Regions from separate parts of the Mus musculus genome. Here all the other regions are linked to region 2. Evidence: chromatin contacts called from ENCODE Hi-C data. All regions are on one chromosome and are shown on one strand. Each heading gives the region's core, a stretch centred on a gene start or an enhancer-like site at or near the end of the contact. The rest is flanking DNA. Distances are from core to core; before and after follow the strand shown. Region 1 holds the start of Plxnd1 (plexin D1). Region 2 holds the start of Hnrnpf (heterogeneous nuclear ribonucleoprotein F). Region 3 holds the start of Adipor2 (adiponectin receptor 2).

What was found. A loop is a pair of places that touch in the nucleus more often than their neighbours do.
Region 1: a loop to region 2 is called in a map of regulatory T cell, with 4 times the contacts of the local background. The contact joins the promoter of Plxnd1 here to the promoter of Hnrnpf in region 2. A Hi-C loop is called at or near these places in 2 of 37 maps with a recorded cell type or tissue (T-helper 17 cell and regulatory T cell).
Region 3: a map of T-helper 1 cell shows a loop between it and region 2 (6-fold over the local background). The contact joins the promoter of Adipor2 here to the promoter of Hnrnpf in region 2. A Hi-C loop is called at or near these places in 2 of 37 maps with a recorded cell type or tissue (T-helper 1 cell and T-helper 2 cell).

The regions. Positions count from the first base shown.
Region 1 is chr6:115,993,209-115,996,407 of GRCm38, reverse strand. It overlaps Plxnd1 (plexin D1), which reads left to right and starts at 1,403. Exons shown (of 36, transcript NM_026376.3): 1 at 1,403-2,919. The coding sequence starts at 1,603.
Region 2 is chr6:117,904,990-117,908,361 of GRCm38, reverse strand. It overlaps Hnrnpf (heterogeneous nuclear ribonucleoprotein F), which reads right to left and starts at 1,580. Exons shown (of 4, transcript NM_133834.2): 1 at 1,523-1,580. It overlaps 4933440N22Rik, which reads left to right and starts at 157. Exons shown (of 2, transcript XM_017321877.1): 1 at 157-258; 2 at 521-2,556. The coding sequence starts at 157. The coding sequence ends at 1,252.
Region 3 is chr6:119,387,045-119,390,164 of GRCm38, reverse strand. It overlaps Adipor2 (adiponectin receptor 2), which reads left to right and starts at 1,431. Exons shown (of 8, transcript NM_001355692.1): 1 at 1,431-1,683.

The DNA.
Region 1 (3,199 bases), core at 154-2,653, 1.9 Mb after region 2:
CCAAGGAACACTCCTGACCATCAAAGCCAAGGCCATGAATGGGCTGGAACATGGCAGGCAAGCCGGCAGGCAGGCACAGGGACAGGAAGGTTGGGGTGGGGGCCAGGGAAATGGGGATGGCTGGGCTCTGAGCCCTTGCTGCTGACCCTTCAGGCACAGGGAAAGCCCCTCCCCATCCTTCCTTCCTATCTGGTGGGAGCAAGGTCACCCTCTGAGAGAGGGCCACTAGGCCTCAAGTGACAGCTGCAAGCTGCTAGGAGACCCTGACTGAGAACTTGTAGCTGGAACTGTGGCTTCAAACAATGGGTCTGTGTCCCACCTTCCCCCTTAGCGGTGTATTTTGGGCTTTACTTCTGGGGCCTCAGTTTCCATGCACGGAAAGTGGGTTGAGTCTTTGTAAGGAGGTTAGCATTTGGTGTGGTCCTATGTGGGCACTCCCATGCTATGGAGAGGATCACCTGGGTTTCTATGACCTTAGGAAAATGACTCCTTGCCTTTATCCCAGGGCCTACCTGTTCCTTTGAAGGTCAAAGGAGTCCGGTGCCCAGTGCCAGCTCATATGTGGAATGACTTTAGGTTTCTCAGAACCTTGGCCTAAGGGCAAGGTCCTGGGGGTCTGCGGGGTTTGGCTCTATCCAGAAAGTAAGGCCCTGTGTCTGGTGTTCTGCTCAGCCCAGCCTGCCCTTGCAAGAGGAATGAACTTCCTCTCAACACAGTTTCCTACTTTTGCTGTGGGATTGTCAAGTTTGTCCCCGGAGCCTGCTGCTTGCAAACTCCTTTTACAGAGCAGTTCGGGGAACAGACCATAGGTTAGCCAGGGGCCTGATGTCCCTGGTCTGGCTGGTCTTTAGAGTGAGGCTTGGAGAACATAGGGGGTGTGAGCGGGGGGGGGGGGGGGCGGGGGGGGCGGGGAGGGGGACTGTGGCCAGAAGGGGCAGGCGGTTGAGGGGAAATGGAGGGCTTTAGGGGCAAGGAGAGGAAAAGAGTAGAGAGGGAGAGCAGCGGGAACAGAAAGAAAAAAAAAAAAAAGGAAACGCAGATGAGGGAGAGGGAGTGACGCGGGAGAGACACGGGGCGGAGTTGACAGGATCGGAGTAGGGGAGTCCGAGAGATTGAAAGAGCGAAACTCTGAGAGGCGGTGGAAGGCAAACGGGAGCCCAGAAACAGAACAGAGAAGGTACTAGAGCGAGGAGAAAGAGAGGAAGGATAACAAACAAGCGAGAGGAAGACATTCCAGGAGCTGGCCAGGAACCAGGAAAGAGGCAGGCAACTTGCGACTGCCCGGGTATCGGCCACCAGTGACCTCGGACCGCGGGGCGTGGCCCAGAGGCGTGGCCGGGGGCGTGGCCCGGGGCGAAAGGGCGTGGGCCAAGCTGCTGGGGCGGGGAGATGGGCTGTGGGCGTGGTCTCCACGGAGCCGCCCCCGGGCTGAGCGCCTCGCCAGAGTCGGGCCGGGGCGCCGGGGCCGGGGGCGGCAGGCGCGGGCAGGAAGCGCCTCGCGGCCCGGGCCCCCCCCCCGCCTCTCGCCGCCTCCGAGCTCCCGGCTCCCGGCCGCGCCGCGCCCCATGCACTCGCCGCGCCGCGCAGCCCGCGCTCGCCTGGATGGCTCGTCGCGCCGCGGGCGGCGCACCCCCTAGCGCCCGGGCCGCCGCGGCCGTCCCCTTGCGTCCGCGCCCTCACTCGCGGGGCCCTGGTCTGCTGCCGCTGCCTCTGCTGCTGCTGCTCGGGGCGGCACGGGCCGGCGCCCTAGAGATCCAGCGCCGTTTCCCCTCGCCCACGCCCACCAACAACTTCGCCCTGGACGGCACGGCGGGCACCGTGTACTTGGCGGCAGTGAACCGCCTGTACCAACTGTCGAGTGCCAACTTGAGCCTGGAAGCCGAGGCGACCGTGGGTCCCGTGCCGGACAGCCCGCTGTGTCACGCCCCGCAGCTCCCGCAGGCCTCGTGCGAGCACCCGCGGCGCCTCACGGACAACTACAACAAAATCCTGCAGTTGGACCCGGGCCAGGGTCTGGTGGTCGCGTGCGGCTCCATCTACCAGGGTCTGTGCCAGCTGAGGCGCCGGGGCAACATCTCAGCCCTGGCCGTGAGCTTTCCGCCTGCCGCGCCGACCGCAGAACCGGTCACCGTGTTCCCCAGCATGCTCAACGTGGCCGCCAACCACCCCAACGCGTCCACTGTGGGACTGGTGCTGCCGCCTACCTCGGGCACCGGGGGCAGCCGTCTGCTCGTGGGCGCCACGTACACCGGCTTCGGCAGCGCTTTCTTCCCGCGCAACCGTAGCCTAGAAGACCACCGCTTCGAGAACACGCCCGAGATCGCTATCCGCTCCCTGGACGCGCGTGGAGACTTGGCCAAGCTCTTCACCTTCGACCTTAACCCGTCGGACGATAACATCCTGAAGATCAAGCAGGGCGCCAAGGAGCAGCACAAGCTGGGCTTCGTGCGTGCCTTCTTGCACCCGGCGGTGCCACCGCACAGCGCGCAGCCCTACGCGTACCTGGCGCTCAACAGCGAGGCGCGTGCGGGCGACAAGGACAGCCAGGCGCGCAGCCTGCTGGCGCGCATCTGCCTGCCCCGCGGCGCGGGTGGCGACGCCAAGAAGCTCACCGAGTCCTACATCCAACTGGGCTTGCAGTGCGCGGGCGGCGCGGGCCGCGGCGACCTCTACAGCCGCCTCGTGTCGGTTTTCCCCGCGCGCGAGCAGTTCTTCGCTGTCTTCGAGAGGCCCCAGGGCGCCCCAGGTGCCCGCAACGCCCCGGCCGCGCTTTGCGCCTTCCGCTTCGACGACGTGCAGGCTGCCATTCGTGCAGCGCGCACCGCCTGCTTCGTGGAGCCGGCGCCCGACGTGGTGGCGGTGTTGGACAGTGTGGTGCAGGGCACCGGGCCGGCCTGCGAGAGCAAGCGCAACATACAGGTAAGCCATAGACCTGAGGGGCGTGTGCGGGGATACAGTATGCACGCAGATATCCCAGAGGATTGGTTACTGCCAGCGGTGCTGGCCCGGGAGCGTACTGGGTCACAGGTGCGCACACCTAAGTGGGGAGGTCTAGGTTGTCAAGGTACCCAGGTGTTCCCCGAAGACAGCGCACCTACAAATCAGCTCTGCAGGTGGGGGCCACAGGTGTGTGCTGAACTGAGAGAGGGGAGTGACACCAGGAGAGTGTTTAGGGAGAGTGCAGGTGCCCTTAGGACAT
Region 2 (3,372 bases), core at 331-2,830:
TCAATCCCAAGGACCCAGTGCTGGAAAAATCCATTTCTTCACCTTATCCCCTCACCTCCACGCACAAATAAACATTAAAGGAAACCGACTAAAATAAGCCCAAAAGTTCCGTAAACAAAACTGCCCAGGTTCAGGAGACCGATCCCGCACAGCCACATGGCGGCCACCCGCGCTCGCTCGCCCGCTTACTCCGCAGCCCGACTTGCAGGTAGGAAAGAGGCCCATTTGTTTGTTCCCGGACTGGCAGGGGCAGAAAAGGTCGCTGGGTGGGAGTCTTAGGGCACATGGGGCTGCCTCTCCGATCCCGCCGGGTCGGGAAGGCTCCGGAGAGCACGCGCCGAGGGAAGGCCGAGCGGGCCCACCTCAACTTTTCCCAGACACGTGAGGCTCCACAAACACAGCACAAAAGTGCTCGTAACTGCGGCTAAGGCCGACTAACCCACCTAGGCAAAGACTCCGCACCCCACACGCTAACACGATACCTCTGGGGGACGGGACCGGCGCAGACCGGTGCTCCTAGCTCCCGGGCCGCCACGAGGAGGAAGCGAGGCGCTCGGCTTCGCTCGGGCCGGGCGTGGGCGGTGGGCGGAGCCGTCCCGCCCAGTCTTGTGAAACTCCGGGCGCCTCGGGCCACGTGAGCGCCCGCTCGTCTTTCTCCAAACTACAACCACCGCCCGGGCCTGCCGGGGGGCCGCTGACAGAGCGTAAGCCGCGGTGGGTGAGAAGCGCTCCACCCTCACCCCCCCCCCCAATATCCCGCCGAGGAAGCCGCGCCTGCGGGCGGGGTGGGGGGGCGGCTCTGAGGAAAGCCGCGCTTTCTCCGGGCGGGCGTGGGCCGCGGCTGCGGTCTCCCAGGCCCTCCGCACACCTCAGCCCAGAGGCCCGGCCCTACCGACCGGACTCCAGCCCTCAGTCCCCGCTCCCCCGACCGCACACCTCGGCCACGCGGCCCAATCCCCGTCGAAAATGCGCTGAACTTCGGCTCCCGACCCCAAACCCCGGCCACGCGGTCCCCAGCTCCGTGGGCAGCCTCCGCACGGCTATGGCTGTGCGGCGGCCACCTCGGCCCCGTTCCTTCCGAGTCCGGATCCCACGCCCGCCATCCAACGCCCGCCGGGCCCAGGCGCCAGCACACCCCGCCGGCGGCCCTCACCTCCGGCTTCTCGGCTCCACGCTCCCACTCACATCCGGACCTCGCCGGCCCTCAGAGCACCTAGAGGAGGGTGGAACCCCGGGGACTTGGCAGTTGTAGCTGAGGCAGTTGAGGCTTGTTTACTGTCACCATGGAAACCCCCACAGGCGCGCTCGCGGGACGGCCTCAGCGGGGCGAGTCAACCGCGCGGCCGGCCTGCTCCTCAACTCCCGCCTGCCGAGCGCCAGCGGCGCCTCCGGAAGCCCTCCTGATCCCCGGTCCGCTCCCCGCTCGGCCCACGCCCCGAGCACCCGGAAACAGTAGCCCGGGGAGCCCACTTTCCCTTCCCACAGCCGGCGTGACCGCGGGCTGGCCTTCCCCGAACCCCACCTTCAGGAAGACGAGGCGCAGTCCTCCTTCCACGACGGAGCCGGAAGGATGCAAGACGGTGATGGGGCGGAGCCTCAGGCAGCGGACATCCGGGCACAGGGCAGCCGCGGCGCCATTCTGACGAGCCCAGAACGGAGCCTAGGATTGGCCGGGGGAGGGAGAGGGGCGGGACTAGAGAGCTGTGGACCCGCCTCTGAGTCCCGGAGAGGACAGTGACGGCGCAGGCGCAAACATTGCGGGGGGGGGGTAGCAGGGGGAGGGGGCGGGCAAACGAGGGGGGGGGGGGAGACAGCAAGGTGGAGGGGGTTGTCCATAAAGAGACCTGTGGGCTGGTGAGTCGGTGGACGCTGAATTCTGCACGCGTGTCTCCGCATCCCGAAAAGTGATCCCAAAGGAATCAATGACCGCATGCGTGCGGAAAACTAGAATGGTGTCTTATGTAAAAGAAAGACCGCCTAAGGGCATCTCAGGCAGTCCGGAGGGATTTGTCTGAAGTTTCTAACTCTCAGCACTATGTGAACGCTGGGACAGATTTTCTTGATGTGTAATAATTTGGGAGGATTCTCTGCGAGATGTCGAGATACAAGCTAAAGTGAAGATTATTTTTGAAGCTTCCAGAGCCGCCTAGGCGGGCGTAGGAACACGAGCTGGTTCCTACGAACTCCATTTCTGCATGGAGGCGGCCGAGGCTACAATGCATGGTCGCGAGCTGCTGTCTATATAAACACTGGAGAAATTACAAGGCCGTTCAGAATAATCTCTGGTTATAAGTGAACTACAGTGATGAAGGAAACGTTTATAAAACAACACACCAGACTAACTCCAGAAAAAGGAAAGAAAACTTTGAGAGGAAAACCTGTCCAAGAAGAAAAATAGAAGTCAAATGATAGAAAACAGATGCTACAAAAGTTAGATAAGTATTCGTGAGCACTAAACCCAGAGCCTTGTAGTTGGCAAATTACATCCCCCACCTCTGATGTTTGTTTGTTTGTTTGCCCAGGGAGTGGGGCATTAAAATTGTTAAGTTCGTGCGAGTTATCACCACACTTTCAACTGAAGTCAGAGGACAATCCTGAGTGTTCTCTCCTTCCACCATGTGGGGTCCTGATCAAACTCAAGGTTGAAAGGCCTGTGCAGCAAGTTCTGCTGAGACCTCTCACCCTGCTCCTTGGGTGGTTTTATTTATTTTTAAAGTTCCTTACTATTGCCAGAGAAAGGTGCAAGTGACTTCTAACCTTGAAGAAGCCAGAGAGCAACTTTTCACAAGTATTTTCATTTCCCTTAGGTGAGTTCCAGGGGTCAAATTGAAGTTCCCAGATTTTTACAGCCAGAGGTTTCACTTTTGAGCTCCCTCTGTCTGACTGCAACCCAGGCTGGCTTCCAACTCTTGTTTTGTTTTGTATTGTTTCTTTTGGTTCCCCACACCCCCACCCTAAGACATGGTATCTCTGTTGTAAAGCTGGCTGTCCTGGAACTCACTATGGCTCCAATTCAGAGATCCACCGGCCCCTGCCTCCTGAGGCATAAAGTGAGAGATTAAAGGTGTGCCCAGCCACAACTGGTATTATTATTATTACTATTATTATTATTATTTTAGAAAAATAAAATGCAGAGAGGAATTGTCAAGGAAAAGAGTTACAATCTGTCCTGTTCCCTTACATTTAAATTGACACTTTAAATTTAAAGTTTTCAGATTCAGCAGATAGAGTGGCACAATACTTTAATCGCAGCACTCCTGAGGCAGAAGCAGGCAGATCTTTGTAAATTCTAGGCCAGTCTAGTCTACAGTGATCGTTCCAGGCCAGACAGTGCTACAAAGCTCTTTTACAGTCTCAAAAATAAAGAACTGA
Region 3 (3,120 bases), core at 182-2,681, 1.5 Mb before region 2:
TTGATCAAAGAAGCATCCTTAAAAGAAAGCTCTGCAGGAAAGATTTGAGAGGGGGTTTTGTTTTCCTTTGTTGAAGCAGGGTCTCATTTTAGCCCTGGCTGACCTGGAACTCATCTTGTGGCCCACGTTGGCCATGAACTCACTGCAGCCGTCCTATACCAGTTCCCACGTGCTAGGAATTAAGGTGTGAGCCCCCATACCTGGTAAGATAATGGTCTATCTTAAGTCTGTCTTCCTTAGGGGATACCTTATATTCAGCCTGAAAAAAAAACTTCTCTTTTTGCCCTATTTATTATGGATCCTTCCCCCCGCACCCCCCCCCCCCTTAAGTTATTGATGGAATCGAGGCTTTTGGAGTGGCTATAGCTTTACCACTGAGCTATATTTCCAGCCTTGGGCCACATTTATAATTCCCAAATGCCTGCATTTGTTTTCTGATGGGAAAGGTACAATTGTCTTTCTCAGTCTTAGTAGCCAAGTCTTTGTCTTTCTCTCTCTCTCCCTTTCTTTCTTTCGTTTCTTTTTTTCTGAGACATGGTTTTACACTCTGTATAGCCAAGGCTGGCCTGGCTCGCGATGTACACCAGGCTGATCTGGTACATGCAAGATCCTCTTGTTTTAACCTCTCTAGTGCTTTTCCTCGTTGAAGAGTTTTCCATGTCTGCTTCCCTCCAATCGCTCAACATCACATTTTAGCTTCTTGGCTATGAGACCGATTGTGGTCTAAAGGCAAGAACAATAAGCTTCCTCCAAGGTCTAAACTAAAGCTTCCGAATTTACTTTGACGTGTATTAAGTTTTGAACTAAAGAGTGTGACAGATACAATCCTCTTACAACTGAACACGAAGAAACCATTTTTTTTTCCTCTGCACACCAGCTCCTATAGTTCCTTGTTCTGGTTCAATAGGAAAGCTCACTCGTAGCAAATCATTCCCTCTGGGTAAACAGACACAATGCTTAAGTCGTTTGCAATCGACCATTGAAAATAATTTTGAATATCTTCTAGAAGTGGTAGGGCATAAATCAATCATACGTTAGTACGGTAATAAAAACAAGCCCTACTGTTTGAGGAAGAGTTGACTAAACGCTTTCGGAATCCTGAAACCTTCATAAGACGACGCCTAGCATTATGTTGGCCGCTGACACAAACACACGCTCCATCCCGAGTCATTAAACCGTGGCGGCCCACTCCCTTCTCAGATCTCTTCAGAAATCGTCGAGGAAGCTGGGTGAGCGTTCCGAGGCACTCTGCCCGCACTGTTTACATTGTGGACCCGGCCGAACTACAACTCCCAAGATGCATCACGCTTCCAAAGCCTCCCGAGGGGAGGCTTCCGGTTTAGGCCAGCGCGGCTGCGCACGGGGTGTGGTCTTACTGGCTCGGCCCGCCTCGTGCGATGCGCGTCACGGCTACGCGCGGGCGCGGAGGCGGGGAGACGCGGCGGCGGCGGCGGCGGCGGTCGCGGCGGCGCGAGCACAGTCCCGACGCGGTACCGCGGTGGCGGCGGCGGCGGTGGCGGCTCCAGCGAGCGGCCCCCTCCCTCCGCGCCCCCCCTCTCCCTCCCCGAGGCGCTGCTTCCCGAGGCGCCCGAGCCGCGCGGTGAGACGGCCGCTAACTCGGGCGAAGGGCTGTGGCTCGAGCGCGGCTTCCCGGGCTCAGCAGATTGCCCGGGTCGGAAGGAGGTGAGGGCTGAGGGACAGGTGTCCCCGGCGCGGGCCGGGAGCGCGCGCCTGGCCGGCTCCGAGCGCGGCCGGAACTCTGACCTGCGGCCGCGCGCCTGGTGCGGGGCCCAAGCAGCGGCCGGGGGGGTGGGGTGGGGGGGGGGGCCGGGGCCGCGCTCCGTGCAGCTGCGGTCGCGGGCGCCCGCTGCCCTGTCCCCGCCGCGGGGCAGAGTCCGAAGCCCCTCGCTCCGTCTCTAGTCGATTTCGGAGCCGGTACCCCCGCGATGGCCGGAGACTGAAATCCTCCCGCCCCGACTTCTAGTTGGTGTCTTCTGCCACTTCTAGGGATTTCTCTGGCAGGCTTGCTTCGGATGGCTTGTGCTCAGCGCGACTTTTCCAACCACTGGGATGGGAAGGTTGCCCTCACCTTTCCTTAGGTGGCGCGTCAGGCTGTCACTGCGGGATAGTTCTTGGGCCCAGTTCTGAGCCCCTTTGGGTTTTTATTTGCCAGTGGTTAGCTTGTTAGAGAATTGCTGGAAACGGCTATAAAATAAGTTTTGATGAGTCCGAGGGAGCGCTAGACCAGACAGCTAATGAGTCTCTTCTTTTGTTTTTTTTGACCTTGATTTAAACATTTGTTTCTGGAGTTTGAAAACTTCACGAGAGCGTTGAGCAATGAATTTTTGATAAATGACATGACCACCTGGGATTTGGTAGGTACAATGCTTCATTGGTGGTTTTAGTATTTTAGTGGAAATGATCTTTTAGTTGCATTTATGTTTTACTCTGGTTGTCTCATTTAAAGAAAAAAAAACTTTAAAAAAATTAAAATTATCCAGTTTATTATGGTGTGTTTCTGTGTGACTCCTGTGTTCATGGCACACGTGTGGAGGTTAGAGAACAACTTGGTAAAAGTTGATCATCGTCTACGTTTATGTGGTTCCGGGTATCGAACTCAGGCGGCAAGGTCTTGAAAATTTGCCTGGCAAGCATACTCTTTAGCCATCTCACTTGATGGCCTGTAATTCTTGTGTTGCTGTGTTCATTGTGTTTCCCCAAAGCAGAATGCTTACCCCTGCTCCCCAAGGAGCAAGGTAAAAATACTGCAGTCTTTTAGGATTTTAAAATTTATTTGTTCATAAAACACTTCCCAACTAAGTGTATTTGTTTTGTTTGTTCGTGGGTGAGGGTGTGCAGGTCTCACTCTGTAGCCCAAACATTAAGAATCCTGCTTCAGCCTTCTGTGTGTTAGCATGAATCACCTACCATGTTGTGAAGACAGGCAGGATCAATGTAGTTCAGGCAAGCTTTAATTTCTAAATCTTACCTATGAGTCCAGAATCCTGGTATGGACAGATGCTCTACTCAAAGCCCGCCCTCCCTTTGACATGGTCTCACTCTGTAGCCCTGGCTGTCTTGGAACTCATGTAGATTAGGCTGGCCTTGAACTCAGAAATC